Linked DNA regions of Homo sapiens: regions 1 and 2 are each linked to region 3. A link is an interaction called in ENCODE POLR2A ChIA-PET data of the cell type or tissue named here. Cell type or tissue: MCF 10A. All regions are shown on one strand. Links, peaks and the distances in the headings refer to the core of each region. The heading gives the core; the rest is flanking DNA. Region 1 has its middle 17 kb from the start of SPP2. Region 2 holds the start of SAG (S-antigen visual arrestin). Region 3 overlaps USP40 (ubiquitin specific peptidase 40).

The links. Peaks named below come from ENCODE experiments on the same cell type or tissue, not always from the same donor. Only the 100,000 strongest peaks of a DNase experiment are listed, where the experiment ranks them.
Region 1: POLR2A ChIA-PET joins it to region 3 with 5 read pairs; 1 of 35 experiments calls an interaction of 5 or more read pairs at or near these places.
Region 2: POLR2A ChIA-PET joins it to region 3 with 5 read pairs; 3 of 35 experiments call an interaction of 5 or more read pairs at or near these places.

Annotation. Positions count from the first base shown.
Region 1 is chr2:234,028,123-234,038,951 of GRCh38, forward strand. No RefSeq gene overlaps it. Among named protein-coding and RNA genes, the nearest start is that of SPP2, 17 kb to the right of the region's middle. In MCF 10A, for the core only: no CTCF peak of the experiment used is centred there; a DNase peak (open chromatin) is centred at 4,389.
Region 2 is chr2:233,307,469-233,318,297 of GRCh38, forward strand. It overlaps SAG (S-antigen visual arrestin), which reads left to right and starts at 348. Exons shown (of 16, transcript NM_000541.5): 1 at 348-554; 2 at 1,694-1,796; 3 at 8,607-8,667. The coding sequence starts at 1,722. In MCF 10A, for the core only: no CTCF peak of the experiment used is centred there; no DNase peak of the experiment used is centred there.
Region 3 is chr2:233,536,798-233,547,626 of GRCh38, forward strand. It overlaps USP40 (ubiquitin specific peptidase 40), which reads right to left. Exons shown (of 32, transcript NM_001365479.2): 9 at 5,471-5,566; 10 at 3,865-3,972. It also overlaps the pseudogene PPFIA1P1. Among named protein-coding and RNA genes, the nearest start is that of USP40, 25 kb to the right of the region's middle. In MCF 10A, for the core only: no CTCF peak of the experiment used is centred there; a DNase peak (open chromatin) is centred at 5,914.

The sequences.
Region 1 (10,829 bases), core at 1,920-6,919, 490 kb after region 3:
ATACACTCTTTAATGGTTTTTAATTTTTTAATTTTTTTTTTTTGAGATAGGGTCTCACTCTGTCACCCAGACCAGAATGCAGTGGTGCGATCTAGGCTCACTGCAACCTCCTCCTCCCAGGCTCAAGCGATTCTCTTGCCTTAGCCTCCAAAGTAGCTGAGATTACAGGTGTGCACCACTGCGGCCAAGCTAACTTTTGTATTTTTGGTAGATTCAGGGTTTCGCCATGTTGGCCAGGCTGGTTTTGAACTCCTGGGATTACAGGCGTGAGCCACCATGCCCTGCCACTCTTTAATGTTTCCACCAGGCAGAAATCTTGGAGTCATTTTTGGCACCCTCTTACTTTTCTTTTCATATCCTGTTGATTGTATCCTCTAAACATCTCTGCAATCTAAACACTTCTTTCCTTCCCTACCGCTGCATCTTTGTCCAGCTTAGACTTGGACTGTTATCTTTGCCTGAAGCACAGTAATAGACTTCGACACTTCCTTGTGCACCTACTTATTCCTGCCCTCCTCTAACTCTTCTCCAACTCTAGACCAAAGTGATCTCTTCAAAATGAAACTCTGATCATGCAGTATTTAAAACCCTTACATAGCTTCCGCTTGCTCTTGGATTAACGAACAAGATTGTTACTGGGGGCTATAAGGCTCAAAATGCTCTGGTCTGGCTGGGCGCGGTGGCTCACGCCTGTAATCCCAGCATTTTGGGAGGCTGAGGCAGGCGGATCACGAGGTCAGGAAATCGAGACCATCCTAGCCAACACAGTAAAACCCCGTCTCTACTAAAAATACAAAAAAAAAAAAAAATTAGCCAGGCATGGTGGCGGGTGCCTGTAGTCCCAGCTACTTAGGAGGCTGAGGTAGGAGAATCTCTCGAACTCGGGAGGCAGAGCTTGCAGTGAGCCGAGATCATGCCATTGCACTCCAGCCTGGGTGACAGAGTGAGACTCTGTCTCAAAAAAAAAAAAAAATCTCTAGTCCTACTTACCTTTCTAGCCTTATCTGATACATATTCTCCCTCTCTGATCTCTATCTCAATTTCTCAAGGACACTATGGAGAGGGAAAGAGATGCTGTTAATAGTTAGTCTTGGACAACAGGCATAAAATATGACCACACTGAGCAAACTGTATGATGCCCTCACTCAGGAATGACATTCTCCTTCCTACTGCAGGCCCTTTTCTTGCTCTATTCCATCTGCCTTGGAACCTCTGGCCTCTCTTCTTCGCCTCATTAATTCTGATTTGCCTTTCAGGTCTCAAGATCCACTTTTTCAGGAAAGCCTTTCTTGACTCCCTACCTCAAATACTCCTGTGATGTACTTTTGCAACACTTCCTACGGAGCCCCTCCTGAGTGCCATTGACCTCTTTTGAGATTCCTCATCACTGTTGCCACTTTGTGTGCATTTATGAGATTATTTGATTAATATTTAATCTTCTCCACTGAAGTGTAAACTCTCTGAAGCCAGGAATCATATCGAGGTTCGCTCACTATTGTATCCCCCACATTCAGCTCAGTGCATGACACATAATGACTAAGTATTATTTAATAGGTGAATCAGCAAAGAAATCAGCTCATTATTGGGGGGTAACTATCCATTGGTTTCTTATGTTTGTGCACATGTTATGAATAGAGATACTGACTACTTTTGTTTCTGACTATCTGTCTATTCAAGCATTTTGAGTAATGAACAGCCTTGGAAGATACAGATGAAGTCCCCCTTCAGAACAGAGGACAGACATGCTAGCTTCCCAATATAATAAAGATAATGTCTTCCTCTAAAGAAAAGGGCAGGTGTGCTTCCTGCCCATAATAAGTGATTCCATTTCTCTCAGATCAGTGTTCTGCTGGAAATATAATTGACTGCATATGCAGGTATAATATGGCTATTTTCGTGTTGCTTTGTGGGAATTGTAGCTCAAGTAACCAATGCAAAAAATATTGAAACCCTGGCACCTGCTGTAAGTAATAAACTGTCTTTCATCTCTAACAAATAATCTTGTGTCTTCTTTTAGCACTCATGCTAGTTGCGTGTTTGGTGAAATCTCAGACCCTTCACAGTTTTTGACATTAATTAATTATATTTTATTCATTCTGTATATTTCTTAGACTTTAGTATCGAGATGTGCAGAAATAAAACATGTGAATGTCTTGAGTATAAGTCCCTGTTTTTCCTTATGCATTGACAAACTACATTCCTGAGATCACCCCTACATGATAATCCGAAATAAGCAAAGGTTTTATTGACCATCTCTCTTACTTATTCACTTTTTAATGTTCCCTTTTTCTCCTAATTTTGTCATTTTTTTCCTCCTATGTTCTTTTTTTTATTAGTACTGGTTTATTGCAGAAAATTTAGAAATATTAATATGTCCTCCTATGTTCTTAATCTATGGTCTATTTCCTTTCAAATGGTTACATTAATTTCTCCCAGGGTGTTAGCTGATCTTTATAGGGGACTCTTAAAGAGGAAAAACATCCAGAGTTTAGCGAAGTATAGTAGAAAAAGCCCTGAATCAGAAATTAGGAGACATAACTTTTACATATGTACAGGCATAACTAGTTATGTGAAATTGGGCAGGTCACAAAGCTCCAGTTTCCTCTTCTGAACGCAGTCATTCCTTTATGCATTTATTTATTCATTCAACAATCATTTATTGAATTATTTGCAATAAATGACTTAACTGCTGCCTTCAAAAAACCCACAGTCTAGTGAGAGAGAAAGACAAACTCAAGATATTAACACAGTGTGAAAGGCATGATAATAGAGGAAATCCCAGGGAGCTGCTGTAGGACCCATGGGATTAGAGCGGAGACAGAGAGCATGGGATTAAACTGTGCAAGGGAGGTGGAGTCTGAGCTGAGTCTGGTTGGGCAAAATAACTTGGCCATGGAGAAGGTGAGGTAGGGAGTTGTAGTCAAAAGCAAGAGAAAGTCCCTTGCAATGCTTGTTGAAGCTTTTCCCTCTTCTCCCTACTTAGGCTTTGCCTTGGCTCCCAATCCCTCCAAACCTATAGTGGTGTCCCTAAGGGAGAGTCTTATCACCCCTGTGGCCATGGCAAGTGGCCTAGTAGAAGGTAGTGTAACAACCCAGCAGAGAGCTCAGGCACCTGCCTCCACCACTAACCCTGCAATCTGGGCACCATATTCCTGTCTGCAAAAAGGGAGTCACATTTGGTTTCTCCTGCTGGGTTACCGTGGGGATGTGAGTGCTCAGCATAGTCCTTAGCCCATGAAAACTATCCAAGTGGTTGCATCAAAATTGGGGAATACTTTGGAAATTATTCATCTCATTTCTTTTTTGTCTCTTTGAGAACATGACATCACCTCTAGTTGGCCCAGGACCTCCATCTGCCTGAGGGTGGGAGAATGGAGCAGAGATTAGAAGTGTCTCAAAGTCACACAGGGAGGCCAACATAATTTTCAGTTTCTAACGTGCAAAATAGGATTAGGCAGCAGGAGGTTAGCTTTGAAATACAGAATATTCTCTTGAGGTGAAATTACAAGTTTTTTTATTTCCCTGTCTTGAGTATTCTCCCACCAACACCTTCGTGACAGTCTTCAGAAGAAAGATAAAGGCAATTGAGTGCATCTGATGAGAAGAAGCAAGGCAGTCATCATTATTTACATCTACGTGAGACAAATAAAAAGAGTTTAATGATTTCAGTCACTAAGGGCTAGGGGCCTCATTCAGAAGACAGTGGTTTTTGACCCCAAGACCTGCCCTTGTCACTATATTTTTCAATAGCACATGTTTGGAAAATGACTGCTTTAAAAATGTATATATCCTCCCAGGTTGAAAATAACTTCATGCTTCTTAGTAATTTTGGAGAGGTACAAAGCAATCCCAATAATTTGAAAGCATCACAGACTCTTTTAGAGAAGTTTTTGGAGTGCTTTCAATGGTTGAGCCCATAAACATGTCCACTGATTTACATTTTAAAAATGAAAGAGTGTTGTATTAAAATATTTGGATTCTGGTCACATAGTAAGGCTATTGTGCTTCCAGGGGTTAGCACAGGATCAGACTTGGTTACTGGAAGTATCAAAATTTGCAAATTATCCTTCAAATGAAAATTATTCAGTTCTTCAGGTTTTTTGCTTATGACTGGTGCATGTTTGCTGGTTGTGAAAGTGGAAACAGATACAGGATTTGCTCCCAGTCTGAGCATCTGGAGTTGAGTGGCAGGGAAGCTAATAAGGCATCTCACTGCATTCTTCCCTTTTCTTCCTGGATGGATGACATGTGTTAATGTTCATGTAAATCCTTGCCCCACTTCACTCTAAGAGCTGAAGCAACCACTTAAAAGTCTTTTGTCTGTTTGTTTTTCTTTTTTCTTTTCCTATTTCTAAGTAATAGACTCATACTGCTAGTTTTGATTGTTTAGCATTTGTGACTTCCTATGGTGAAAGAATAAAGACTTAGTCATTTCATGCCCTGTTCCCAACCCCACCTTCATCCTCCCAAGAGAGTCATATTATAGTTTTTGTTATTGTTCAGTGTTTGTATTATCATGACCAGAAGTATTTTTCACAGCAATACCGCATTTCCTTTTGTGGTTGTCATTAGTGCTCACTGACAGATATTTTGTTCTTAACTTTTAAGGTACATAGCAGGACTTGCTTTCCTGCTCCCTTTGAATTAGGTAAAGTCATGTGACTAGGTCTAGCCAATGAGCTCCAGGCCAGAGCATGTAATTACTGGTGTGAAACTTACCAGAGCTCTCTTTCTGTCTGGTATTGCTAACTACCAATATTCAAGAAATTTATGAGTGATGCTAGCATAATGGTGGATTGGAAGATCCAGACCCTCCTTTTACCCATGCACACACTGATTTAATAATAATACATGGGGCAACTTCCTTTCTGAGAAGCCCAGAAACAAATAACAAGAAGTTCCTGCATCTGAGATGGGCATGAGACCAGCTGCATAAAAGTCAGTAGGAACATTCAGGGCACTTTTCTTGGCCTTGTTCTTCCCTTCAGTACAGCACAAAACAAATGGGTAAAAAAACCCAAAACTCCTGGCTTCTTCCTTAGGAGGTAAGGAATTGAAGCGTGTGTCTAAAGGTCCAGCTTTCTGAGTGGCTGCCTGAGGGACTGGTTTCTGTTTGCCTGAATGTAAGCACTGGCAGGAAGAAGCACGAGGCTGGTAGGGACACTGAAAATAAAGGCAACAGTTTGGACTAGTATATACTCATTTACAATAGCCCCTCCTCCTGGCTCAGCAGAGAATGAGTGGGTGAAAACTCTCAAATGGTAATTTCTCCCTGGGGAAAGAAATTGTTGGAGCACGGCATTTTGCAGAGCTGCCTGAAGTACTGATTTCTGTCTCATCCAATTCAGGGTGCTGATGGGACCTAACATACTCTAGATTCCTGGTGACTACTGAAAAAAAAAAAAGCTGGAGCACATGCTGCTGCTACAGAAGACCCAGAGTACAGCAGGTAGACACCAGAGGAAGTAAGAGATTATGAGCATATGAAGATAGAAACAAGCAAATTCTTCTAATTAGAAATTTACACACACTCGCCAAGAGAAAATACATCCATAGAAAATTTGAGAGACCTCCAGATTTTCTACCTGTGCTAATTGGCGAAGGTCTTTCCCTGCATGAAGCCAGTCTGTGAATAATGGGAAAGGTGCCTGTTCCTTTGGATTTGCAGATATCAACTCCAAGCTACAGAAACATAAAGAAACTGGAAAATATAGCCTAATCAAAGAAACAGAATAAATCTACAGAAATTGGCCCTAAATAAGTGTAGGTATACAAAACACCAAACAAAGAATTCAAAATAACCATCATAATAATATTCAGTGAGCTCAAGAAAACAGTGTTTGAACAAAATTTGGATCTCAACAAATAAATAAAAAATATGAGAAACAAACAGAAATTTTGGAGCTAAAGAATGTAAGTGAACTAAAAAATTCATTAGAGAAGTTCAACAGTAGACGTCATCAAGCCGAAGAATAAGCTAACTCAAAGACAGATCATTTGAAATTACCCAGTCAGAGGAGCAAGAAGAAAAAAAGAATACAAAAGAGTAAAGAAAGTCTAAGGGACTTATGGAACACCATCAAGTAAACAAGGCTATGCATTATGTGAGTCTCAGAAGAGAAGGAAAAATGAGCACAAGGCTTATTTAAAAAAATAGTGGCCAGAACTTTTTAAAAATTGAGAAGGAAAAGGCACATCCAGATTTAAGAAGCCCAGTGGTCTCCAAATAGGATAAATTAAAAGAAGTCCATACAGAGTAATATAATAATCAAATGATCAAAAGTCAGAGACAAAGAGGGAGTTCTGAAGGCCTCAAGAGAATGCATAAAAGAAAACTCCATAAGATATCAGGGGATTGGGATGTACATTCAAAGTGCTGAAAGTAAAAATTTGCCAACTAAAAATACTATATCTGGCTTAATGGTTCTTCAAAAATGAAGGAAAGATAAAACTTTTCCAGATAAACAAAGCCAAGGGAGGCCATCACAACTAGACCAGCCTTACAAGAAATGATAAAGGAGGTCCTTCAAATTAAAATGAAAGATTGAATGGCAGCACAAAAGCATATGAAAGTATAAAGTTTGCTGATAAAATTGAATATATAGATAAATACAGAATACTATGATACTGCAATGATGGTGCATAAATCATTTTAAATGCAGGTATAGGAGTTAAAACAAAGTATTCAAAATAACTATATAAAATATGTTAATGGATACAAAGTATAAAGAAATGTGACATCATCAACATAGAGTTTGAGGAGGACCTTCAAGATAGCCAACTGGCAGCATCTGACACTTGCCTCCTCCATGAAAAATCAAAATAACAAGTAGACAGTCACACTTTGAATAGAGCATCTGAGAGAGAACACTGGAATTTAGCAGAGAAGTGACAGAAAACACCACAGGCATGGAAGGAGAGAGAAGCAAGGCAGTCAGTTCACTGGGATTGGCTGGGAGCCTGGAGAGGCTCCCCAGTCTAAAGAAAGGGTAAAAGATCCCCAGCTGTGCACATTCCCACCATGAACTTCTGCAACCCTAGCCATGGGAGAACCCTTCAATCCTTGTGGGGCCTACGATAGCATAGGGAGCTGCCTGAAGACCATTCCAGAAAGGAGCCTCACACTGGGTTCCTCATCCAGCCCCCTTTCCCCATTCCTAAGTAGCTGTAGCTTGGCACCATTTTGAGAGCTCAGTCCTTACCAGACTGCATCCCGCCCTGGGACCCAACAGCCCCTACATTTACACATTTCTAGGGACACACTAACATTCCCACTGCATTCACGAAGAGGACTGCATCAGCACAATGCCAGCTGGACTCAGTGGAGCAGCAGCGTCCCCAGCATTCTAGCACACACAGTGTCTTGCACCTGAGGGAATGGACAGTGGAGGACACTATGGAGGCTGCCCATGGGACAAAGAGAGCCAAAGCCTGTGCTTCCTAAAGCCTGAGAACTGCCTACATAGGGTGGCTACCACAGACAGCAACTCCAGCCTCCTCTAGCATTAGGGCTGCTGTACACACACCCTGAGAACAGACTCAGCCACCATCCATTACAGCCACTTCTGCTGCCCGTGGAGGCTGAAGTGCATGCCACTGACATTAACCCTGCTTCCTCAGCAGCAGAGCTACAGTTCTCAGGAGGCCTGAGACCTGCTTACCTGCAGCTGCAGCCACTGTCAGCAGCCATGCTTCCTCCAGCAACAGGGCCGTAGTGCACTTGCACATGCCCCAAGGACAGGCTCCCTGCAACCACTACTCTCACTGCTGTAGGCAGCCAAGCACTCTGCTGAGGAGGGCCTGGGGATCAGCCCACCCTGCCTGCCATAGCCAGCACCCAAGCACACCACCAGGAGCCCTTAGGCCAGACCTACCTGGCCTGGCAATGCACATGTACCCCCAACATCCCAGTACCCAAGCACATCCCTGAGGGCCCTGGAATTACCCTGCCCTGTCCATCACATCTAGTTTCTGTGCACTTCTCCTGGGGGCCTGAGGAAAGACCCATCCAGCTAACCACTGCCACCAGTGGGGCCCAAAGACTGGTCCACTTGGTGTCCTTGTTACCAGCAAAACCTCACAATAGCCTCCACTAATAACTGCAGCTCAAGCCACTGAAGAAATCAGACACCACTATTGCTGGTTATAGCCAAAGAAATCATATAAGACTATACTTCTGCACACACCCAGAATAAAAGCTAAAATGTCCTATCCAACAAACACCATAGATTCATCTTCAGGAGAAGGTCTTTCCCTATAAAAGCCAATTTTAAAAGTTCGAAGAAGTGACCATTGTAACAGATGCACAGCTATCAATTTAAAAATGTAAGAAACAGGAACAAACATGGAAATATGAAACCTCTGAAGGAACACAATAATTCTTTAGCAACATATTTCAATGAAAAGAAATTTATAAAATGCCAGGAAAAGTATTCAAAATAATGACATTTAAAAAGCTTAGTGAGATAAAAGAGAACACAGATGAACAATGCAAAGAGATCAGGAAAACCATTCAGGATATAAACAAGAAATTCACCAATATCATAAACAAAATAAAACAAAAAAACAGAAATTTTGGAACTAAAGAATTAAATGAGAGAAAATATTTGTTCAAGAGCATCAATAATAGACTAGAGCAAGTAGAAGAGTCTCAGAACTTGAAGACAGGTCTTTAAAGATAACCCAGTCAGGCCAAAAAGAAAAAAAAAGAGGAAGAAGAAGAAAAGAAAAAAGAATGAATAAAGCAGATGTGACATATGGACACCACATAGAGACCCAATATGTGAATTTTGGGTGTTCTAGAAGGTGAAGAGATGGCCAAAGGCATAGAAAACTTTCTTAACAAAACAATAGCTAAAAACTTCCCAAGTCTAGCAAGAGGTTTAGATATCCAGATCCAGGAAACTCAGGGATCCTCAAATGGATACAATCCAAAAAGTCTCCACAGCATGTTATATCAAACTGTGAAAAGTCAAAGACAGAGAATTGTAGAAACAGCAAAGGAGTCTGGCCACATATAAGGGAATCCCCATTGGACTAAAAGAGGATTTCTCAGTAGAAACCTTTCAGCCCGGGACAGAATGGGATGATATATTCAAAGTGCTAAAAGAAAAAAATCGCCATCCAAGAATAGTATACCTAAAAAAATAATCCTTCACAAATGAGGGAGAAATAAAGTCTTTCCCAATAAAGCAAAAACTGAAGGAGCTCATCACCAATAGACTGGTCCTACAAGAAATGCTTAAGGGAGTCCCAAACCTGGAATACAAAGGATAATATCGACCTTCATGAAAACACATGAAAGTATAAAACTCACTGGCAGAGCAAATACACATATGAGGAAGAGAAAAGACTCAAATGTTACCACTGTAGAAGCTGCAAAACTGCAATGATAAACAATAAGAGAGAAAGAAAGGATCAAAAGATATACAAAGCATCCAGAAAACAATAAACACAATGACAGGAATAAATCCTCACATATCAATAATAAACTTGAATATAAATGAGTTGCATTTTCCACTTAAAAGATATAGACTGGCTGAATGAATTTTAAAAAATGGCCTAACTGTATGCTGCCTGTAAGAAATTTGTTTCATCAGTAAAGACACTTACGGACTGAAAATAAAGAGATAGCAAAATATATTCCACAAAAACAGAAATGAAAAGCAAGAAGGATTAGTTATAGTTAAGTCATATAAAATGGACTTTAAGTCCAAAACAGTAATAAGAGACACAGAAAGTCATATAATGATAAAGGGATCAATCAATTCAGCAAGAAGATATAACAATTCTAAATGTATAAGCATCCAACACCTGAGTACCCAGATTATATATCTGGGTATATAGTAATTATAACAAGTATATAGTAATAATATATATATATATAAAACATATATATATATAACAAGTATATAGTAATAATAACAAGTAATTATTATTAGATCTAGAGGAAAAGATAGACTCCAGTATAATAATGTTAAATAGTTAAGGACTTCAACACCCCACTCTTAGCATTATACAGATCATGTAGACAGCAAATCAACAAAGAAACATTGAATTTAAACTGCACTTTAGACCAAATTCTTCTAACAGACATCTACAGAACATTTATCCAACAGCTGCAGGATACACATTCTTCTCGTCAGCACATGGAACATTGTCCAGGATAGATCATATGTTAGACCACAAAATGTCTCCACAAATTTTTTTAAAAATGAAATCATACCAAGTATCTTCTCAGACCACAGTGGAATAAAACTGAAAATTAATAACAAAAGGAACTTTGGAAACTGTTCAAATACATGGAAATTATACAATGTGCTCTTGAAAGACCACTGGATCAATGAAGAAATGTAGGAGAAAATTAAAAAAAAAAATCCTTGAAACAAATGAAGATAGAAACACAGCATGCCAAAAACCCATGGGATACAGCAAAAGGAGTTCTACAAGGGAAGTTTATAGCAATAAGTGCTTACATCGAAAAAGAGAAAGATTTCAAATAAACAATCTGATGATGCAACTTAAGGAATTACAAAAGCAAGAACAAACCAAACCAAAAAGTAGTAGAAGGAAACAAATTATAAAGATCAGAGCAGAACTATATAAAATAGAGACTATAAAAACACAAAGGACAAACAAAATGAAAATTTGGTTATCTGAAAAGATAGAATTGATAAATCACTAACTAGACTAAGCAAGAAAAAAAGAGAGAAGATCCAAATAAACCTAATCAGAAATAAAAAAATGAGACATAACAACTGATACCACAGAAATTCAAAAGATCATCAGAAACTGTTATGAACAACTATATATTAACAAACTGGAAAACC
Region 2 (10,829 bases), core at 2,695-7,694, 230 kb before region 3:
TTTCTCCTTGACCTTTTTGTTTAGTCCCCACCCGCAAGGTCGCATTAGCTGCCTGCTGAGTTTAATCAAATCTCTTCCTGTCCTGGCAATGCCCGGGAATGAAGAGATAATCAGTCTATTTCCAGAATCCAAAGAGGTTTAGAAGAAAAAGTAGCTTTCATTTAGCTGTTGGCCCTCCCACCAACCTTCCCCAAGTCAGCTGGGTGACTCATACATCTGTGAGACCCTCCGTATGGAGACCGGGGCGGGGGGTGTTGCTTAATGCTTAGAACTGCTGAAACTACCAGTTCACTGTCTCAGCACTAATCCAACTCTGCTCCTTAAGTGGGATTTGGCTTTTAGACATTGAGACCTGGATGCTGGGCATCCTCGCTAGATCCCCTACAAATTCCCCACATACGTAGGCCAGGAGCCTCAGCGGTGCCCCTTCAGGCTCATCTGGCAAGACGGTACCAGCTTGCTCAGAACAGGGGCTGGCTATTCATCATCTCAGAGCATAGAGACCCTCTCCTTGCCACCCGGCCCTTCCCACCTGGTTGGTGACAAATCACAAGGTATGTGACCACCACAGGCCAAAACCTTATCAGAAACCTGGGGCAGGTGTGGGGAAGAGCAAGGATGGGCGTTTTCCTGCAGACAGTATGTCCCGCCTTCACCTTTTCTGTGTGGTTTCCATAAGACTTGGTTGCTATTTAAGGAGACTTGGAGTGAGCGGGTGCAATGGCTCATGCCTATAGTCCCAGTGACTCAGGAGGCTGAGGCTGGAGGATCACTTGAAGCCAGGAATTCGAGACCAACTTGAGCAATACAGTCAGACCCAGTCTCTACAAAAAAACAAAAATAAAAATAAATTAGCTAGGCATGGTGTCACACACCTGTAGTCCTGGCTACTCAGCTGGCTGAGGCAGGAGGATCACGAGCCCAGGAGTTCGAGGCTGCGGTGAGCTATGATTGTGGCACTGCCCTCCAGCCTGGGCAACAGAACGAGCTCCTATATCTTAAAAAAAAAAAAAACCTCAGAGTATGCTTAATTCTAGACCGCTAAGATGGCCTCTTAATTGTAAAACAGAGTGGCTATCTCTTAGTAGGAATTGCCAAATAGAACTTTTGGGATTTTAATATATTCTTTTTTTTTAAAAAAAGTGATAGGATCTTGCTATGTTGCCCAGGCCAGTCTCCAACTCCTGGTTTCAAATGATCCTCTCGCTTCAGCCTCCCAGAATGTTGAGATGACAGGTGTGAGCCACAGTGCCCGGCCATTAATATCTTCTTGAAAACAGTCTTTGCGAAGTGGTTATGTTGTGGTTTTCAGGAACTTTTCTGATTTATTCGCCATTAGACACAGTCACGATAGAACTTTAAATTCAACCTGGCTAAGTGTGATAACACCAAAGGTTAGTCAGAAAGTAAAACCTCATTGGAATCTAGCTAGACTCCCTGGCAAGGTGTACTGAGAAATGTTTGAAGCTTACCAAGAAAAATAAAATATTGAAAACACCCCAAAGCATGCTGCAGTAAAATACAAACTAAGCAAAGACTCACCGATGAAACTCGGATGTTGAAGCCGGTACAAGGGCATGGTGAGGACGCACAGGATCTCGTGAGTAGGTTTCATAACTAGGATGTTCTTGACTTGATATTTAGGATTGTCTTACCTTTCTCCAACCCTCTAACACCTGACCAACACCCCAAGGTGGTAGAAGTTGCCAGGGACAGATAACATGGCAGCCAGCGGGAAGACCAGCAAGTCCGAACCGAACCATGTTATCTTCAAGAAGATCTCCCGGGACAAATCGGTGAGTGGTGCACAAGTGAGTGATTTGATAGAAATTATTGTTTAAAAAAAATGGAGCTTTTTCAAGTACAGTGTAGTCATGATCAACATCAAAACTCTTTGAGGGCCAGGGCGCGGTGGCTCATGCCTGTAATCCCAGCACTTTGGGAGGCGGAGGCGGGATAACTTGAGGCCAGGAGTTCGAGACCAGCCTGGCCAACATGGCAAAACCCATCTCTACTAAAAATACAAAAATTAGCTGGGTATGGTGGCAGGCACCTGTAATCCCAGACTTGGGAGGCTGAGGCACAAGAATCACTTGAACCCAGGAGGTACAGGTTGCAGTGAGCCCAGATGGTGCCACTGCACTCTAGCCTGGGTAGCAGAGGGAGACTCTGTCTCAAATAAAAAACAAACAAACACTGTGAGGGCCAGGGAAGCTTTGTGTCTATTTTTGTCTCTGTCTAAGATGGATGATCACTGAGCTATAAATGAGTGAATGAACTGCAGAAATAGAGCTTCTCTTCAGTCTCATCAAGACTTTAGTCCTGTGTCCCTCAGTTTTCTCCGAATCCCTCAATCCCCACACTGTCACCCCCACCTCTGCATCTTTTCCTAGCCAGCCTTGAACCCTTGACTTACTATTTAAACACAGTTTTGTCAGTACCTGTGATGCCCTTGGCCTTTTGTCTATCTATTGTGTCACCTGCCTGGGTAAAACCCAGACAGTGATCAATGTGACTCCTTCTTCTCCGTGCACCTACCCCACCCGGGGGGTCTCAAGCCTCAGCTGGGCCCGCAGGGCCATTGGATAAGGGAAAATGCCCCAGTCTGCCCCCTTTCCACCACTCTCCAGGGGCACGTTAGATGCTCCAGGTGTGCCCATGAACTTCCTCGCATGGGAGAGGGTCCACCGTCCAGCCTCTGTGGATAGCTCCACTCGAAAGCTTCTTGTGGGCCAAAAATCTAGCTCAGCAACATCTAGTGCAAGCCACATATGTAATTTTAAATTTTCTAGTAGCCACATTTAAAAAGTAAGAAGAAACAGGTGAAATTCATTTTGATGTTATATTTTATTTCAGCCCACTATATCCAAAAAACTATCAGTTCAACTTGTAAATAATAATATAAGAATTATTGAAATCTGATGTGTATTTTATGTTTACAGAACATGTCAATTTGGAATGGCCATATTTCAGGTGTCCGGGAGCCACCTTAAGCAGTGGCTACCCTACTGGACAGGGTAGCTCGCCATCATTCTGGCTTTTTTTTTTTTTTTTTTTTTGAGACAGAGTCTCACTCTGTCACCGAGGCTGGAGTGCAGTGGCGTGATCTCAGCTCACTGCAACCTCTGCCTCCCAGGTTCAAGCAATTCTGCCTCGGCCTCCCTAGTAGCTGGGACTACAGGCATGTGCCACCGCGCCCAGCTAATTTTTGTATTTTTAGTAGAGACAGGGTTTCACCATGTTGGCCAAGCTGGTCTCGAACTCCTGACCTCAGGTGATCCGCCCATCTTGGCCTCCCCAAGTGCTGAGATTACAGGTGTGAGCCACCGCACCTGGCCCATTGTGGCTGACTTCTGAACCCGGTATGGGGTCCAAAGAACCTCCCCATCCTTACCGTGCCACCCAGGAGATCCGGCTTTGCCTGTGTGCTTTCTGCCTTCTCCTCTCCTAGTTAAGGAACTCGGTCATTTTAATCAAGTACTCTGATTCTTTCGTTCTCCAAGCCCTTTCCCAAGTTGTATCTTTCCAGTCCATTTTATCTCAACTTCTGGCTGAAGAGGAAACCACTCGTGTTGGTTTCCCACGTTGTTTTCCCCTTGCTCCTAGATTTTCCACCAAGAAATGTAGATGGTTTTTGTAGATAAGTCCTCACAGGTGGGAAAAGAGAATTCAATTCCTGTCTCATGTATTCAGATCATTTTGCCAGCGATGTCTGTGTGGCCCCAGGCATGGTGTGCCAGGGCTCTGAGCCCATTTCTCTGTGATTCTCCCGACGCTGCCCTCTTCTTTGACCTTCATCCTCCAGCAGGTGGCTAAATGACTGCCCCTGCTCCTGGCGTCTCACCCACACTTGACAACATCCAGAAGGAAGAGGCTGTGGTTTCCTGGGGTCTCTTGTAAGGGTCAGGAAATCTTTCCCAAGACTCTTCTCTCATATCTCATTGGCCAAAACTGGGTCACATGTCCACTGTAAACCAATCCCAAGCCAGAAGAATTAGATGATCGTAGTGAATCAGGCCAATCAAGAATCGTACCCTGGAGCCGGCCTCCTCTGAGCATACCGCCTGGTGGAAGATGGTGGTCCCTGAACAATAGTTGGCGGCTTTTATCCAGGAAGAAGGGGTGTGTGGCTGTTGGATGGGCCCCCGAAGGCTGGCTACAGTCTCACATCACCCACTTCTCTACCTGCCCCCATCCTGCCCCTGTCCTTCCTGTTGCAGTGGAAGGGGTAGTTTGCTCCCATCTGAGGTTCACCACCTCTTACACCCTGGGTTTCATGGTTGGCCACCTTCTCAGGGGCCTCAGTCATTGGTCTGGCTGTGTGTGCAGCCTCTCCTCTCTGCTAGTACTTTGTCTGAGCATAAAAATAAGTACCAGCCAGGCGCGGTGGTTTATGCCTGTAATCCCAGCACTTTGGGAGGCCAAGGCAGGTGGATCACCTGAGGTCAGGAGTTCGAGACCAGCCTGGCCAACATGGAGAAACCCTGTCTCTACTAAAAATACAAAAATTAGCCGGGCGTGGTGGTGCATGCCTGTAATCCCAGCTACTCGGGAGGCTGAGGCAGGAGAATCGCTTGAACCTGGGAGGTGGAGTTTGCAGTGAGCCGAGATCGCGCCATTGCACTCCAGCCTGGGCAACAAGAGCGAAACTCTGTCTCAAATAAATAAACAAATAAGTACCGACCTCATGCACCTTAAGAACAACCACCAACTACCCTCGACCCTATATCCTTTCTAGTTCTTCTTCCCTTGCAGCCAAACCTTTTGAAAGAGAAGAAACATGCCCTCTCTTCACCTGCCCTTGTCTCTCCCGTCCACTCTGCAGTCCCCCTCATCAGCTCCACAGTCAGGCTGCCTAACTGGTTCTCCCCTTGCCGATCCATTCTCCAGTTTGCTGCTGGCATGAGCTAAATCTCAGTGCTCCCTTCTATAAAATGGGCTGCATTCCTGTCTCATTGAGTTGCTGTGAGGATTAAGTGAAACCATGTGGTCAAAGTGCTTAGCTTGGCCCCTGATACATGATAAGCACTCGAAATGCTATTTAATTCTTCCAAAAGCTATTTCTCTATTTAGCTTTCCTAAATACTGTTTAATTCAAGTCTTTCATCCTGCTTAAAACGCTTCAACGTCTTCTGAGGTTCTTTAGGGCCACGTCCTATGAGACCATTTCAGCAGCAGCAGCCTGCATCCCCATTCAGTGGCATGGTGAAGCCATTGGCAGTTCCAGAAGCATTCTCGGGGCCCCGGGCTTCGTATACATTTTGCTCAGAGAGCATGCCCTCAACCGTCCCCTGTCCTCTGGCTATGCCATTTGTCCACCAGGTAGAGCCTCCTCTGAAAGCAAGAGCCTTCCCTCTCTCCTTCCCTCCTCAGTGCCCTCCCCTCAGGCTTCCTCCCCACCAGCCTTTGCCCTGGCATTTATTCCAGGGGCACAATTGCCAGTTCACTTGCTGGGCTCCCAACCAAAGAGCAGGGACCTTGGGGACCAAGGGGATGTCTTCTTCGGTTTTTATTTTCAGTAGCCAGCAGCTGCTGGGGCCTCTGTAACCGTGTGTGGGATAGATGAAAGCAGTATTTGCCTAATTGACAGGCGAAGTCTAGCAAAGGAGACAGGCTCCTGCAAGAGCACCCAGAACACAGTGTGCTGCACACTGAGGTGTGGTCGCAGGCCACATGCTCCCGGGGCACCAAAAGCCAGGGGGTGCTGGGCAAAGGGAGAGATGGGGACCGTGAGGTGTCCCCTGAAGCGTGGGTAGGATTTCCCCCAGGTGAAAGTGCAGCAGAAGGGCCTTCCTTACCGTGGAAACAATAGGAACAGAGGCACAAATCTGTGGTGTTTGGGGGAGCTGTGGCAGAGCCGCTGTGGCCAGAGCCCAGGGAAGAGTGGAGCTGTTAGAGAGGATGCTCTCAGGGTGGCCACGCACAAGGCGCTGGGGTTTATTCCACAGAGAAGGAGTGAGCAGCCAGTAGACACTGAGCAGCAGAATAGCGAGGTCATAGTTACCATTCCTGCAAGGCAGCCTCCAAATTGGTTGATTTGGGGAGAATTTTTTTTTTTTTGAGACAGGGTCTTACTCTGGAGACCAGTGAAGATCTCTTTACCCCCTTTGTGGGAGAGCAGGGTTGGAGTACAATGGTACGATCGTAGCTCACTGCAGCCTCAACCTCCTAGGCTCAAGTGATCCTCCTTCCTCAGCTTCCCAAGTAGTTGAGACTACAAGCAGGCACCACCTTGCCCGGGCTAATCTTTTTTTTTTTTTTTTTTTTTTTGAGAGATGGCAGGGGACAGAGGAGGGGGTATCACTTTGTTGCCCTGGCTTGAACTCCTGACTTCAGGTGATCCTTCCCACCTTGGTCTCTCAGTGTTGGGATTACAGGCATGAGCCACTGTACCTGGCCAGAGGAGAGTTTTTAAAAGGGGCTGTTTGCTAGGGTGTAGGCAGGTGTGAAAGAAATCACAAGAAATAGCCAGGTACAGTGGTGGCTCATGCCTGTAATCCCAGCACTCTGGAAGGCCGAGGTGGGTGGATTGCTTGAGCCCAGGAGTTTGAGACCAGCCTGGGCAACATGGCGAGACCCTGTCTCTACAAAAAAATATAAAAAATTAGCTGGGCATGGTGGCGTGCATCTGTAGTCCCAGCTACCTGGGAGGCTGAGGTGAGAGGATCACTTGATCCTGGGAAGCAGGGGTTGCAGTGAGCTGAGATAGTGCCACTGCACTCCAGCCTGGGCGACAGAATGAGACCTTGTCTCAAAAAAAAAAAAAAATTACAAGAAAGAGCTCCATGCGCCACACGGCAGTGACGAGCAGCTGGGTGCTGGCACCTCCCTGGGGTTAAGGGATGAGGGATCGCACAATTCTCAGAACCCCGAGGCCCTCAGGGCTACCTCCCAGGAACTGTGATCCCCACTAGAGGGCTGTGCCAGCCGCAGGCCCAGCCACCATGCAGGCAAGGTGGGGACAAACATCTGGCCCACCTTGCCCAGAAGCCAGAAGACCAGGGAATCTACTAGGGCAACACGCCCTGGTCAGCCCCGCAGGGTGGATCTTGAGGGCAAGGCCAAGACACCCACAGTGTTTAGGAAGCTGGGACTCGCTGCAGCAACCAGCAGGTAGCAGTGTGTGTCCCGGTCAGCCCGCTGCTCACAGGTGCCAGGCTTCCACACCACCCAGGCTAGTGAGGCCTCCCAAACATGCTTAGCGCTGGGAGTATAAGGTTTCCTACGGAATCTTCTCTGTAAACCAGGGTTCTAGTGGTATTTGCTGGAAGTCACTTCAGCATCATTCATGCGAGTAACCTAGAGGGCACAGGGCTACGCTTCGGGACATCTGATATGGGTGAAAGGGGAGCGTATAGGAGAGGACTTAATGCCAACAAAAATGATTTAGGCCGTTCCTGGAATTCAAAATATTCATTCGAAGAAGGGGGCCAGCCAAGGGGGCCACACTCAATGAAAGAGTGTACTCTCATTCATTGGTGCACTTGGCAAACACTGAATCCCTGTGTGTCCTAGACTCTGCAGTAGATGCTTAAAGATGTGCAGAGACTCCAGATTACTACCACCAAGCCACAGTCCTATGGATTAAAGTGCTGAGGGCTGGGAAACCCAACCCTGCTCTCCCATAAGTGGGTAGAGACCTTCGTTGCCAGGGGCAGGACAGGGCCAGGGCCTGTGGGCCCAGATGATGGCCATCCCCTTCCCACCCAGCTCCCTCAGTGCGTGGCTTTAGGTCTACCTGTGCAGTAGTTCACCTGGTGGGATTTCAGGGGCTTCTCCAGAACTCACACCTCTTTGCGTTGTCCAGAAGTTCTTTTTTTTTTTTTTTTTTTTTTTTTTTTTGAGACAGAGTCTTGCTCTGTCACCCAGGCTGGAGTGCAGTGGAACGATCTCTGCTCACTGCAACCTCCACCTCCTAGGCTCAAGCAACTCTCCTGCCTCAATCTCTCGAGTAGCTGGAATTACAGGCGTATACCATCATGCCCAGCTAATTTTTGTGTTTTTAGTAGAGACAGGGTTTCGTCATGTTGGCCAGGCTGGTCTCAAACTCCCGACCTCAGGTGATCCGCCCGCCTCAGCCTCCCAAAGTGCTGGGATTACAGGGGTGAGCCACCACACCCAGCCTGTCCAGAAGTTCTTGTGACAAAGAGGGGCTACCTTTCATTCCACAGCTGGAAATAAAAGATTTAACATGCAAATGGATGGCAAAAGTCTCATTTACATAATTTTCTTTCTTTCTTTTTTTTTTTTTTGAGACGGAGTCTCACTCTGTTGCCCAGGCTGGAGTGCAGTGGCGTGCTCTTGGCTCACTGCAACCTCCGCCTCCCAGGTTTAACTGATTCTCCTGCCTCAGCCTCTTGAGTAGCTGGGACTACAGGCGCGTGCCACCACGCCCAGCTAATTTTTATATTTTTTTTTAGTAGAGACAGGGTTTCACCATATTGGCCAGGCTCAAACTCCTGACCTCGTGATCCGCCCGCCTTGGCCTCCCAAAGTGCTAAGATTACAGGTGTGAGCCACCGCGCCCGGGCTGCTGCTGGTTTTTATCATGGATGCCTTAGCTTAGCATTCTTTGGCCCTTAGACCCACACCTGTTCTTCTTGCAGGTGACCATCTACCTGGGGAACAGAGACTACATAGACCATGTCAGCCAAGTCCAGCCTGTGGGTAAGTTGCTTGGAGAAAACTGTAATGCTGGTTTTCCTTTAAGTCACAGATAACCGCTCACTTTGTGTTTTTAAAAACTGGCCTTGCTAATAATCTAAATAAAGACATGCAAATTAAAACATCAGTGAGGCGCCACTGGCTGATTGGAAACAATTTTATTTATTTTTATTTTTATTTTTATTTTTATTTTTTTGAGATGGAGTTTCATTCTTGTTGGCCGGGCTGGAGTGCAGTGGCATGATCTTGGCTCACTGCAACCTCTGCCTCCTGGGTTCAAGTGATTCTTCTGCCTCAGCCTCCCAAATAGCTGGGATTACAGGAATGCATCACCACGCCCAGCTAATTTTGTATTTTTAGTAGAGATGGGGTTTCACCATGTTGGCCAGGCTGGTCTCAAACTCCTGACCTCAGGTGATCCGCCCGCCTCGGCCTCCCAAAGTGCTGGGATTACAGGCATGAGCCACTGTGTCCGGCTGGAAAGAATTTTAAAGAGTGTGAAGAGACAAAGGACTCATGTCTGGAATGTATGAAGAACGCTCAGAACTCAGCAGTACAAAAAGCAAGATCCTATGAGAAAATGGGGGAAAGACAGGAAGATACATTTCATCAAAGAAGATACATGAAGACAAGCAAGCACATGAAAACATCTTTGGTATCATTAGCCACTAGGGAAATACAGATTAAAGCTACAGTGAGAGCATATTATACACCTACCAAAATGGCTAAAATATTTTAGGTTGGTGCAAAAGTAATTGCAGTTTTTTGCCATTACTTTCAATGTAGTGGCGAGATCTTGGCTCACTGCAACCTCCACCTCCTGGGCCCAAGCGATCCTCCGACCTCAGCCTCCCAAGTAGCTGAGACTACAGGCATGTGCCACCACGCCTGGCTAATTTTTGTATTTTTTGCAGAGATGGAGTTTTGCCATGTTACCCAGGCTGGTCTTGAACTCCTGAGCTCAAGTGATCTGCCTGCCTTAGCCTCCCAAAGTGCTGAGATTACAGGCGTGAGCCACTGCACCCAGCAGCAGCTTCTTAAAACATGAAACACATACTTACCATATGACCCAACAGTTGCATCCCGGGCACTTATCTCAGAGAAATGAAAACTTGTGTCCTCACAAAAACCTATACATGATTGTTCACAGCAGCTTTATTTGTGGTAGCTCCAAACCGGAAAGAACCAAAATGTTTCTCAGAATGTCCCACGTCAGCTTCCTAGTTTTGATATTGTACTGTAATTATGGCAGATGGAACCATTGGGAGAAACTGGATGAAGGATACTAGGGACGTCTCTGTACTATCTTTGCAACTTCCTGTGAATCTATAATCATTTCAACACAAAACGTCTTTTAAAGAGTGTAGAAAAACTGGCAGTTTCAGACACTGGATATGCAAATGTGCCTTGGCAAAACACTTTCTGGAAGGTTATTTGGCAGCATGTTATCAAAAGCCAAATCCAATTCTATAATTTATTTTTAAAAAGTCATGGAGAGATATAAAGACATATGTATAAGGATGTTCATCACAATATTAATTACAATGGGAAAAATTGGAAACAACCTAGATGCCCTAACAATAGGAAGTGATTAAATAATTTATGGTACATCCATTCAATGGAGTAATACATAGCTATTAAAATGATTAGCACGTTTTCTCTATATGTGTGTGTGTGTATATATATACGTGTGTGTATAGATGTATGTATGTGAGTATGAATAGATGTTTGCAATGTATAATTGAGTGAGGAAAGCAGTTAGCTGAACAGTATGTACAATAGGATCTTTTTCTTTACTTAGTAAAAGCATTCGTATAATTAAGTTATATATGTCTGGAAAAAAATTTTTTTTGTCGGGGGTGTGGGACAGTGTCTCTATCACCCAGGCTGGAGTGCAGTGGCACAGTCACAGCTCACTGCAGCCTCAACCTCCCAGGTTTAGGAATTCCCCCTACCTCAGCCTCTCACATAGCTGGGACCACAGGCATGCACCACCGCACCTGGCCCATGCCCTGCTAACTTTTTTTCTTTTTTCTTTTTTGTATGTTTTGAGAAAAGGTCTGGCTCTATTACCCAGGCTGGAGTGCAGTGGCATGATCATGGCTCACTGCAGCCTTGACTTCCCGGGCTCAAGGGATCCTCCTGCCTCAGCCTCCTGAGTAGTT
Region 3 (10,829 bases), core at 3,436-8,435:
ACAACAGTATAATAGTGAAAAATAATAAAAACTTAAAAATACAGTACAACTATTTACATAGCATTTATATTGTATTAGGTTTTTTTGTTTCCTTTTTTTTCTTTTGGAGACAGGGTCTCATCCTGTTGCCCAGTCTGCAGTGCAGTGCATGATCATAGCTCACTGCAGCCTCAGACTCTTGGGCTTAAGCAATCCTCCACCCCAGCTTCCCAAATAGCTGGGATTACATGTGCGCACCACCGCATCCAGCTAATTTTTAAATTTTTTGTACAGATGGGGTCTTGCTATGTTGCCAGGACTGGTCTTAAACTCCTGGGCTCAAGCAATCCTCTTGCCTAGACCTCCCTTTTGCTGGGATTACAGGTGTGAGCCACCACGTCCAGGCTATGTTAGGTATTATACGTAATCTAGTGATAGTTTAAAGAATAGAGGAGGATGTGACTAGGCCATATGCAAATACTATGCCATTTCATGAAAGAGACTTGAGCATCTGCAGATGTGGGTGTCATCTGGGGATTCTAGAACCAATCCCCCATAGATATGGAAGGATATAGTTAGACTCCCAGAAAAAGAAAGAGAGATGAGGCAGAAAAAGAAATTGAAGAAATAATGGCCAAAATTTTTCCAAAATTTTAAAAAAGACTTTGGACCACAGATATTAAAAATACTTAGCAATAGAATGTAAATAAACACAAGGAACACAATACCTAAATACATTATTGTCAAACTGCTGAAAACCAAAGATAAAAAGAAAATCTTAAAAGTAGACCAAGAAAAAGAAACATTACATTCAAGAGAATGAAATAAAAAATGACAGTTGGCTTCTCATCCAACATACTGGAAGCCAGAACACAATGGGCCTCTTTAAAACACTGAGAAAAACACAAAAATGATTAACTTATAATTCTGTATCTATCAAAAATATCACTAAAAAATGGAGGTAAAATAAATATTTTCAGACAAAATCTGAAAGCATTTTTCACCTGCAATTCTGAACTTCAAGAAATGCTAAAGGAAACTCTCTAGGTTGAAGGGAAATGATATTAAATGCAAACCTGGATAAATAACGAGCAGTAAACTCCAGAAAAGATAAATACGAAACACTATTCTTTCCTTAATTTCTTTAAAAGTCACTAAAGTGTTTAAGCAGAAGTAGTAACATATAGTGTAATTTACATTACATGTAATGGTAAAATATAAGAAGGCAATAGTAGGAAAAATGGGAATGGGAAAATGAAATTATACTATTGTAAGCATCTTACAGTATACATAAAGTGGTATACTATTAATTTGTAATTTATCATGTTAATTTATATATAGTGTAATCGCTAGATGAAATTAAATAGATTAAAAAGCCAACAAAAGAGCTAAAAATGGGACACTAAAAATTTATTAATCCAAAAGAAGGCAGGAAAGGAAAAAGAAAATAAAGAATAGAGGAGAAATAGAAAACAAATAGCAAGATGAGAGATTCAAACACAGCCATATCAATTATATTAATGTAAATAACTAAACATTCTAATAAAAAGGAAGAGACTGTCAAACTCTCTGTCATTTGACAGAAAACAGAAGAGCAGAGAAAATCAACACAGGCAAAGTCGTTTTCTTGAAAAGTTTAATAAACTTGATAAACCCCAGCAATGAAAAAGAAAGCTAAAAAAAGACAAATTATCAATATCAGAAATGAAAAAGGAATCATAAGTTCATATTCTACAGTCACTAAACGGATAATAAGGTGAGATTTTAAACAACTTTATGCCAACAAATTTGACACCTCAGATAAATGAACAAATTCCTTAAAAACCATAATTTTCCAAAATAAACAAGATCCAACTTCATACTGAGACACACATGTATAAGAAAGCTTATATGGCTACATTAATACCAGACAAGGTAGATTTCAAGGCAAGGGATATTAGCAGAGATAAAGACAAGCATTTCTGGTGTGGTGGCTCATGCCTATAATCCCAGCACTTTGGGAGGCCAAGGTGGGAGGATCTCTTGAGCCCAGAAGTTCAAGACCAGCCTGGGCAACATACGGAGACACCATCTCTACAAAATGAAAAATAAAAAAAAGAACACATAGCCAGGTGTGGCCAGGTGTGCCTGTGGTCGCAACTACTCAGGAGGTTGAGCTAGGAGGATCACGTGGGCCCAGGAGGTCAAGGCTGCAGTGGGCTGTGACTGTGCTCCTACGCTTCAGTCTGAGTGACAGAGCAAAACTCTGTCTCAAAAAAAAGGCAAGCATTTCACGCCAGGAGGCAATAACAATCCTAAATGTGTATGTACCTAATAATATAGCTTCCAGAAGATACATGAAGCAAAAACTGTCAAAACTTTTTTTTAAAAAAATGAGACAAATCCACAATTATAGTTGGGAGATTTAAAAATTCCTCAGTAATTAATAGAAAAGGCAAAAAAAAAAATAAGAAGAATAGAGAAGAAACAAAGAACACAATCAATTTGACCTAGTTGTCACTTGTGAAATGCTACATCCAATAACTGCAGAAAACAACCTCTTTAGTGAACACAGAACATTGAGCAGGATAGACAACACTCTGAACCGTAAAACAAGTCCTAAGAAATTCAAAAGAACTGAACTCATATAGAGTATGTTCTCAAAGTACAATGAAATTAATTAGAAATCAATTTACTGACATAACAAAAAGATAACTAGAAACCCCCTAAATATTTGGAAATTGACCAACACACCTCCAAAGAACTCAAGAGCCAAAGAAAAAATAAGAGAAATTAGAAAATATTTCAAACTGAATGAAAATGAAAGCTTGTTGAATATAACTGACTATATTCAACAATATAACTATAATCAACAATATAATTTGTTGAATATAACTAGTGCTTGGAAGAAAATTTATAGCTTTAAAAGTATTAGAAGGTTTAAAAAAAAAACTGAGTTACCAACCCAAGTAGCTAGAAAAAGATGATCAAATTAAGTCCCAAGAAGTAGAAGAAAATACTTTAAAATAAGAACAGATATCAGTGAAATAGAAAATAGAAAAGCAATAGAGAAAATCAATAGCATTGCATCAAATTATATCTAAGGCAAAAGCTGGTTTCTTGAAAAGGAAAAAATTAACTTGATGGCCAGGCAGATCACTTGAGTCCAGGAGTTTGAGACCAGCCTGGGTGACATGGCAAAACCCTGTCTCTACAAAAATTAGCTAGGTGCAGTGTCACATGCCTGTAGTCCCAGCTACTCAGGAGGCTGAGGCAGGAGAATCACTGGAGCCTGGGAGGTGGAGGTTGCAGTGAGCTGAGGTCGTGCCGCTGCACTCCAGCCTGGGCGACAGAGTGGACCTCAACTCAAAAAAAAAAAAAAAACAAAAAACAAACCAAAAAAAAACTTGATAACCCCCAAGCAACACTGATGAAAAAAGGTGAGAAAATAAAAATTATTAATATCAGAAATGAAAATGGAACATAGCTTCAGGTTCTACAGACACTAAAAGGATAATGAGATATTTTGAACAAGTTTATGCCAATAAATTTGATACCATAGATAAAAAGGCAAATTCCCTTACTAGAATTTTGTGTAAAAAATCAAGTGAAATCTGGGTGAATACCTGAAGACATTTCTCTAAGTAAAATGATAAGCTTTAGGGGATGAACTCTGACATTTTTTAGGAGTCACTCCCCACTATTTTTGCTTACTTCTTGTTTCTATGATAAATAACTCAGTAAGTAATACTTAATAAGTAACTTAGTAGGATTCTAGCCATTATACAAATACGGTGATTTTATTTTCACCTATTTTAAATATCCTTCTGCAAAGGAATTCATGTTGTTGCGATCATAATGAAATTTCTTGGGACTAGGACTTCCCAAAACGATGCCATGTATTACCTTCCGCAGTGGTCCATGCTGTTTTCTGTACTTCTTGTTCCAAGATATTCCTATCTTTTTCAAAAGTTTCTGGCCCAGCTGATCAACAGGAATTAGATTATTCTCCTCCTTATGAGAGAAACACAGTCACTCAAGAAAATCTGATGAGAAATAATTGCATACTTAACAAATTCAAAGAGACCAACAGGATTATACCTAATTAAATATGCCTAGAACAGCAAACACGTAAGTTGATTCCATCATAATTATTTTATTATAAAAAGTTTTTTAAAAACTGGTTAAGCCTCAGTTGAGAAAACTTGGATTTTTGCCATTTTCCATGTGCCATCTTCCATTTGAAGAGCAATATCAAAAGTAGCTCAAGGTTTCGTAAATTCCCAACATTAAAAAGGAATTTTCCATTTAAATGTGTAAATTACTGATATTAAACAAGAATTTTGGAAGAGATACGTAAGTACAAAAACAAAGATGATTAATGTCTTATCTAAATGTTTTGAAGTATAAACAAGTTCTAAAAGGGGGTGAGATGTAGCGGTGACAGACTGAATTGTATCTCCCCAAAATTCATATGTTGAATTCCTAACCTACAATATTTCAGAATGTGACCACATTTGGAGATTAGACCTTTAAAGAGGTGATTAAGGTAAAACGAGGCTGTTTTCCATTTTAGAGTAGGCCCTAAGTAAATCTGATTGGCATTATCATAAGAAGACGAAGTTTGGACAAAGTGACACCAGGGAAGCACACACACAGAAGAAACACCATGTGAGGACACAGGAAGAAGACGGCCATCTGCAAGCCAAGGAGAGAGGCCTCAGAAGAAACCAAAACTGCCAACACCTTAATCTTGGACTTCCAGCCTTCAAAACTGTCAGAAAATACATTTCTATCATCTAAGCCATGCAGTCTGTGGCATTTTGTCATGGCAGCCCTAGTAAATTCATACAATAGTCATAGATCAATATAATTAAAGTACTCGACCCAGGTCCCTAGCAGGAATTATAACAAATCATTTATTAAGGATGAATGAATAAATGAAAGAAGACCTCACATCTTTAAAACAGCATATTAAACAAACTTTAAAAGTCATCTACTTGAGATATTATCAGTGAGTGCTAGGAATGAAAAAGGGGACACACTTTCAGGTCACATAGACATTAAAAGGATAATATGGAAATGCAATAAATTGCAAAACAGCATTTAGTAAAGCTCAATTTGGTTTAAAATGACAATAATAGCCAAAAAAGTCATAACCCAATTCCAATATACATATATAAACATAAAGAAAACAGAATGCAAAGAATATATATCAAAGTGTTAACAATAACTGTCAGTATCTGGCCTACTTATACTTTTTATCTTTTGTATATATTTTCTGTTTTTTTCTTGAATTTTCTACCATGAATATGTATTTCATTCATAACCAGAAAATCCCCACAAACATCATTAAAATATAGATACAGAGAATGTCCTTAAGGAAAGACTATGAATGGTAATAATATCACACCTAGCAATTAAACCGCATACATTCTTACATATATACACACATGCACACATACACACAATACATACCATACATACAAATACATACACACACATACTATACCTCTAATAAGATTGCTTTTAGAATCATCAGTGGATGATCAATCTCTTCTTCACTCTGGAGATCTTTCAGATTCACATCTGGTTTACTTTTTTCCTCCTAGGAAGGAAAACAGTATGAGTTTCTATCACTAACCCCTTAAAAAGTAACAAAATAGGAATGTTGGCCAGGCACAGTAGCTCACACCTGTAATCCCAGCAATTTGGGAGGCCGAGGCAGAGGGACTGCTTGAGCCAGGAGTTCAAGACCAGCCTGGGCAACATAGAGAGACCAGCACACTCTACAAAAAGATAAAAAAAATTAGCCAGGAGGTTGAGGCGGGAGGACTGCTTGAGCCCAGGAGGTCAAGGCTGCAGTAGGCCGTGATTGCGCCACTGCACTCCAGCATGGATGACACAGAGCAAGACGTTGTCAAAAAAAAAAAAGGTTTCAAGATGATGAAATGGTGGTAAAAACATCACAATAATCTGCATATGCTTGGAATGAGGCAGACCTGGCTTTGAATTCCAGCTCCTGGTTGAGCAATCCTGGACAATTTACTTCATCTCTCTGGCTTTAGTTGTAAATTGGGAATACGAAACAAGTAAACCTTCTAGCACAATACACACAGTGGGTTCCAATATTTTCCAGCTTAGCACTACTTTAGCTACATTTTACATAATTTGATATGTTGAGTTTTCATTAAAATTCAGTTCAAAGTATTTTCTGGTCTTCATCCCGTATGGTCTCATTCACTTGTGTTGACCTAAGGAAATTCTACTCATCTTTGCAGGCCAGGCTCAGATTAAATACTCCTTTCTATTTCCTGACCATCCAAGTTTTCACCCCATTTTATGAAGGTATTGGGGAACATGTCAAAATTCCCCGGTAAGTTATTTTCATTGCCTTTTATTTCCATACATGCCATCTTGCAGAAGTATTTTAAATGGACTTAAAACCAGAAATACAGATAGTCCTAAACAATGCAAGCCAAAAATAAATAATCAATAAGTGATGGAAAAATATGGCAGGCCAGATACAACCATCCTGCTACAAAATTACTAAAAATGCTAGATAAAGTAAAACCAAAACAAATAAAAACATCTTAAACACACCATGAGCTTGCAAGAACATCAGGGAAAACTCTTCTGAGGTCAAAAAAGTGAAATGGGAATGTGGGGAAGAAATCCAAAGATGAGGCCTCCAGATGTGCAACTGCTATGGCCAGAGTAGTTAGGTTCCCCCAAAATTCATACGTTGAAACCTAACCGCCAATGCAATAGTATTAAGAGGTGGGGTCTTCAGGAGATAATTAGGTCACAAAAGATGAGCCCTCATGAATGGGAGTAGTGCCTTTATAAAAAAGGCCTGAAGGAGTTTTGTGTGTCCTTTCTGCCATGTGAGGACACAGCAAGAAAGAGTCATCTATGAAGCAGAGCAAGTCCTCACAGACACAAAATCTGCTGGTGCCTTAATCTTGACTTCCCAGCCTCCAGAACTGTGAGCAATAAATTTCTGTTGTTTACAAATTACCCAGCCTAAGTGTTGTGATAGAGCAGCCTGAACCTGAATGGACTAAGACACCGATCTTGCTGACACTGAACTTCCATTTTGATGCCCATACAGGGCAGAGTTGGGGAGAGAAAGCCTAGGCCTACCCAAAGGAGGGAGTCGAGGGACTGGTCTTTCAAACAACAATCAATTCTCCAATTCTCTGACATCAACTAGGTGTCACACAATTGTATTCAATTCTGACACTATCAGGTGACAGCACAGACTCCATAAGTTGAGGACTCAGTCCCGTAAGACTGTTCCCTACTTCAAACACCAACTACATACGGAGTCCCTAGGGTACTCACACTTCTGCCTGGCTGATTACAAATTCTAGGGTTCCCATCACCCCAACTCAGGTTCATAATTTTCTGGAACAACAGTTAAGAACTCAGGAACTTATACTACACTTTATTACAAAGGATATAAATGAATAGCCAGATGGAGACAGACATAGGGCAAGGTCCAGAAGGGCCCAGAGTTCAGGAAACTCTGTTTCCGTGGAGTCGCGGTGGCCACCCTCCCAGCATGAAAATGTGTTCACCAACCCAGAAATGCCCCAAACCTAATTTTTCAAGAGGTTTCACTGAAGTTTCATTACAGAGGCATGACCGATTAAATAAATCACTCGTCACTGGTGACTGAACTCAATTTCCTGTCTCTCTCCCCTCCCCAAGGTCAGGGAAGCAGGGCTGAAAGTTTCAACCCTCTAATAATGGGACTGGCTTCTCTGGCAACCAGCCTCCATCCTGAGGCATCTAAGAGTGACTTCATTAACATCAACTCAGGTTTGGTGGAAAGGGGCCCATTATGAATAACAAAAGACACTCCTATCACTCAGGAAGTTCCAAGGAGCTCTGTGCTAGGAATGGGAACTGGAAAGGATGACCAAATATATACTTCTTAATATATCACAATGACAAAATCCGGCAAAAAGTTGGAATCCCTAAATGGCTATACCTTCAATATAACCACGACCTAGAAAAAAAATCCACCTTACAATAAAGGACAATGAGGAACTGGCTTGCCTTGACCTTGATACTGGATGAAGGGGGAAAAATGTCCTTTAATAATCACAAGTAGGTCCTCATGTGGGTTTGTGTCCCAAATTCATACTAGCTGTATTGCTCTAAAACCATCAATTTGATGTTGTTAAGGGCTGGTAGCGATCTCAGGCTTGTGTTAGAGACAAACACAAATCTTTCTTGGAAGAAGGCACTTTTAACTCAGTCCTCAAATTACTCCCGTAAATCAAGTTCTTAAAAAGCAAACAAACAAGCAAAGCAAGAAGCCTACAGTCCACAATACTAAAATCACAAGGAAATACAATCAGCAACATCAGAAGATATCCAAGTCAGACCTACAAAGTCTTCAGATGCTGCAATTATCAGAAAGAAAATAATAAAATAAGTATGTTTAAGGTGCTTGAAGAAATTTATGACAACGGGATAAGAGATTTAAAAATGACAGGAGGGAAGAGGCAAACCGGCAATGTAGAGATGATGCTTGAGCCTATGAGCCCAACATATGACAAGTTGATCCAGATGACATATAGGCTGGGCCCAGTCCTCCTCCACTCTGCCAGTGTCTGACCCTGGCCATGTTGGGACAGGCTGGTCCAGTCATAGAGCTGCCAATTGGGTGCTGTCATGGAGCCTTCTTTGCCCCACTTCCTCAAATGTGCAAGATGATGTTCCAAATGATGCCAACCATCTGTGAAGCCAAAGTCCCCCCAGGAAGCTGGTGGCATGGATCAGGCTCCTCTTTATAGCCAGATCTACATTCACATTTTGCAGTTAGTGGCCTCCATGCTAGAAGAAAGGGATCATCTTCCAGGCACACTAAGAGAGACTAAAATGTTGGCTTTAACCCAGAGAAAATTACACGAGATTGGTCCTGAAAACTACTCCTTACAGGCAGTACCTACTAAAGAACTCCATGTATGCAGGGCACAGCTCCTTCAAAGGGAAGAAGTAATTGCTGAACTGTAAGTGGAAAGAACACTACCTGGCTACGATTAGAATATTTGGGACCCTTTGTCTGTGGGCACAGGGGATCTGTCAGGATAATGGTAGTAAAGAGACAAGCACAGTGTCCACCAGATATATCTACTGCAGGTGAAATTCTTAAAGCACAAAATCATTATCTGAACACCATGAAGTTCTGGATGAAAAGCTAGTGATTCTTAAACAACAGAACAATAAGAAAAAAAAATAACAAATGGGATGCTTGATAGCCATTAACAAGAAAACATACCAAGCACAATATTCTATTGTTCTCTAAGTCCTGAGGAAGACCTTGCTAAGGTGTTAGAGCTTCAAAAATGGACAGGCAGTGCAGAGACTGAAGCCACATGAAGGAATGCCTGCCTGCCCTTTGAGTCATGTCACAGAACTGGGAAGAGATCCTGATGCTGCTAGAAAGAAGCTGATCAATTCTGAAGAAATGAGCACAAAACTCCAAAAGAGATGTCCAGGAAACCACAACCCAAAAGAAATTCAAGGAAGAGAGAAATCACTACTCTCAAAACATGCTGCCTCACCAGAGTGTGAAACTGCCTTTGTACATGACCTCAGTGATAAACCTGAAGATGAAATTGCAAACAGATATTTTATGCATCAAAAAACTGAGGATAAATATTGCCAGCTAGAAAAATACCTCAAATCTTCAAACTGGCTGAGCAAAAACTGTAGCAGGCATCAAGGAATGTAGGGGCATACTCCCTGAGGTGGAACCTGGGCTGGCACAGAGGCTGGGAGCACTTCCTAAGACTGAAGAGAGACACGGCAATATTGAAAAAGGTCACAAAAGGTGGAGGCACAACTGGAAGAAAAGAGCCACGAACTGCAATGGGAATGGGCAAGGCAAAAAAAATGAACACCATAATAAACACTTACCAGACATGGACAAGCTTCGATCAGAATCTAATGAAAGGCTTCATCTTAAAGAGAGAGCAAAATAAAGCCTATTTGATAAGATAAGGGGAGTTTAAGGCGGAGTGAGAAGGCCACTTTCTTAAGGATTCTCTACTGTGGGAAACTAAAAATACAAGAAGGTAGTTTGAGGGAAGGTATAACAACACGATAAGGATTGGCTCAAATTAAACATGGTAACAGTAAGGGCCGAAACACAGTAGATGAGGATAACAAGTGTTTAACTTCCTCTAATTGGGAAGGTGCCCGGCAAGCTGGTATCTTGGCAAATGTGACACAAGCATTTGAGAGCAATGCTTGTACAGCTTTCCCAAGCCAGAATGGGAGTTCCATTCACTGCAGTAAGCAAAAGAAATGGAAGGCAAAGGATTTGGACAGGTAAAACAAAACTGTCTTTTTCCATAGATGACTTCAACATGAGTGTTTAGCAAGATTATTGGTTGTTAGTGTATAAATTGTTTAATATTTTATATATTTTGGTATATAAAATCAACATACTAAAGAAAGTTACATTTCAATACATCAGCCACAAACACTCCAGAAAACACAAAATTTAGGCATAGATCATCTCCCTGGTAAACATGTTCCTGGTAGAACACAGTTTGACTTTTTTCATATCCAAACTTTACAGAACATGTATCTCTCAATACGTTCCAAATACAACTGATAGAATGTCAGAAATACAGACGAACACTTTGAAAAGCTGGCTGAGTGTCATCAAAGGGACTGTGCATCTTGGATACTGCTGGCACCACGAGATGCCGTATTACAAGTAAATGTGGAGCAAGTATTCGTCAACAACAGCATTAACTTTCTGATAACAGGAAGCTATGCTTTAAGCATTTTACATCCTAACATTACGGTTTGTGACTTACTTATAGACGTTTTACTGTGTCTGG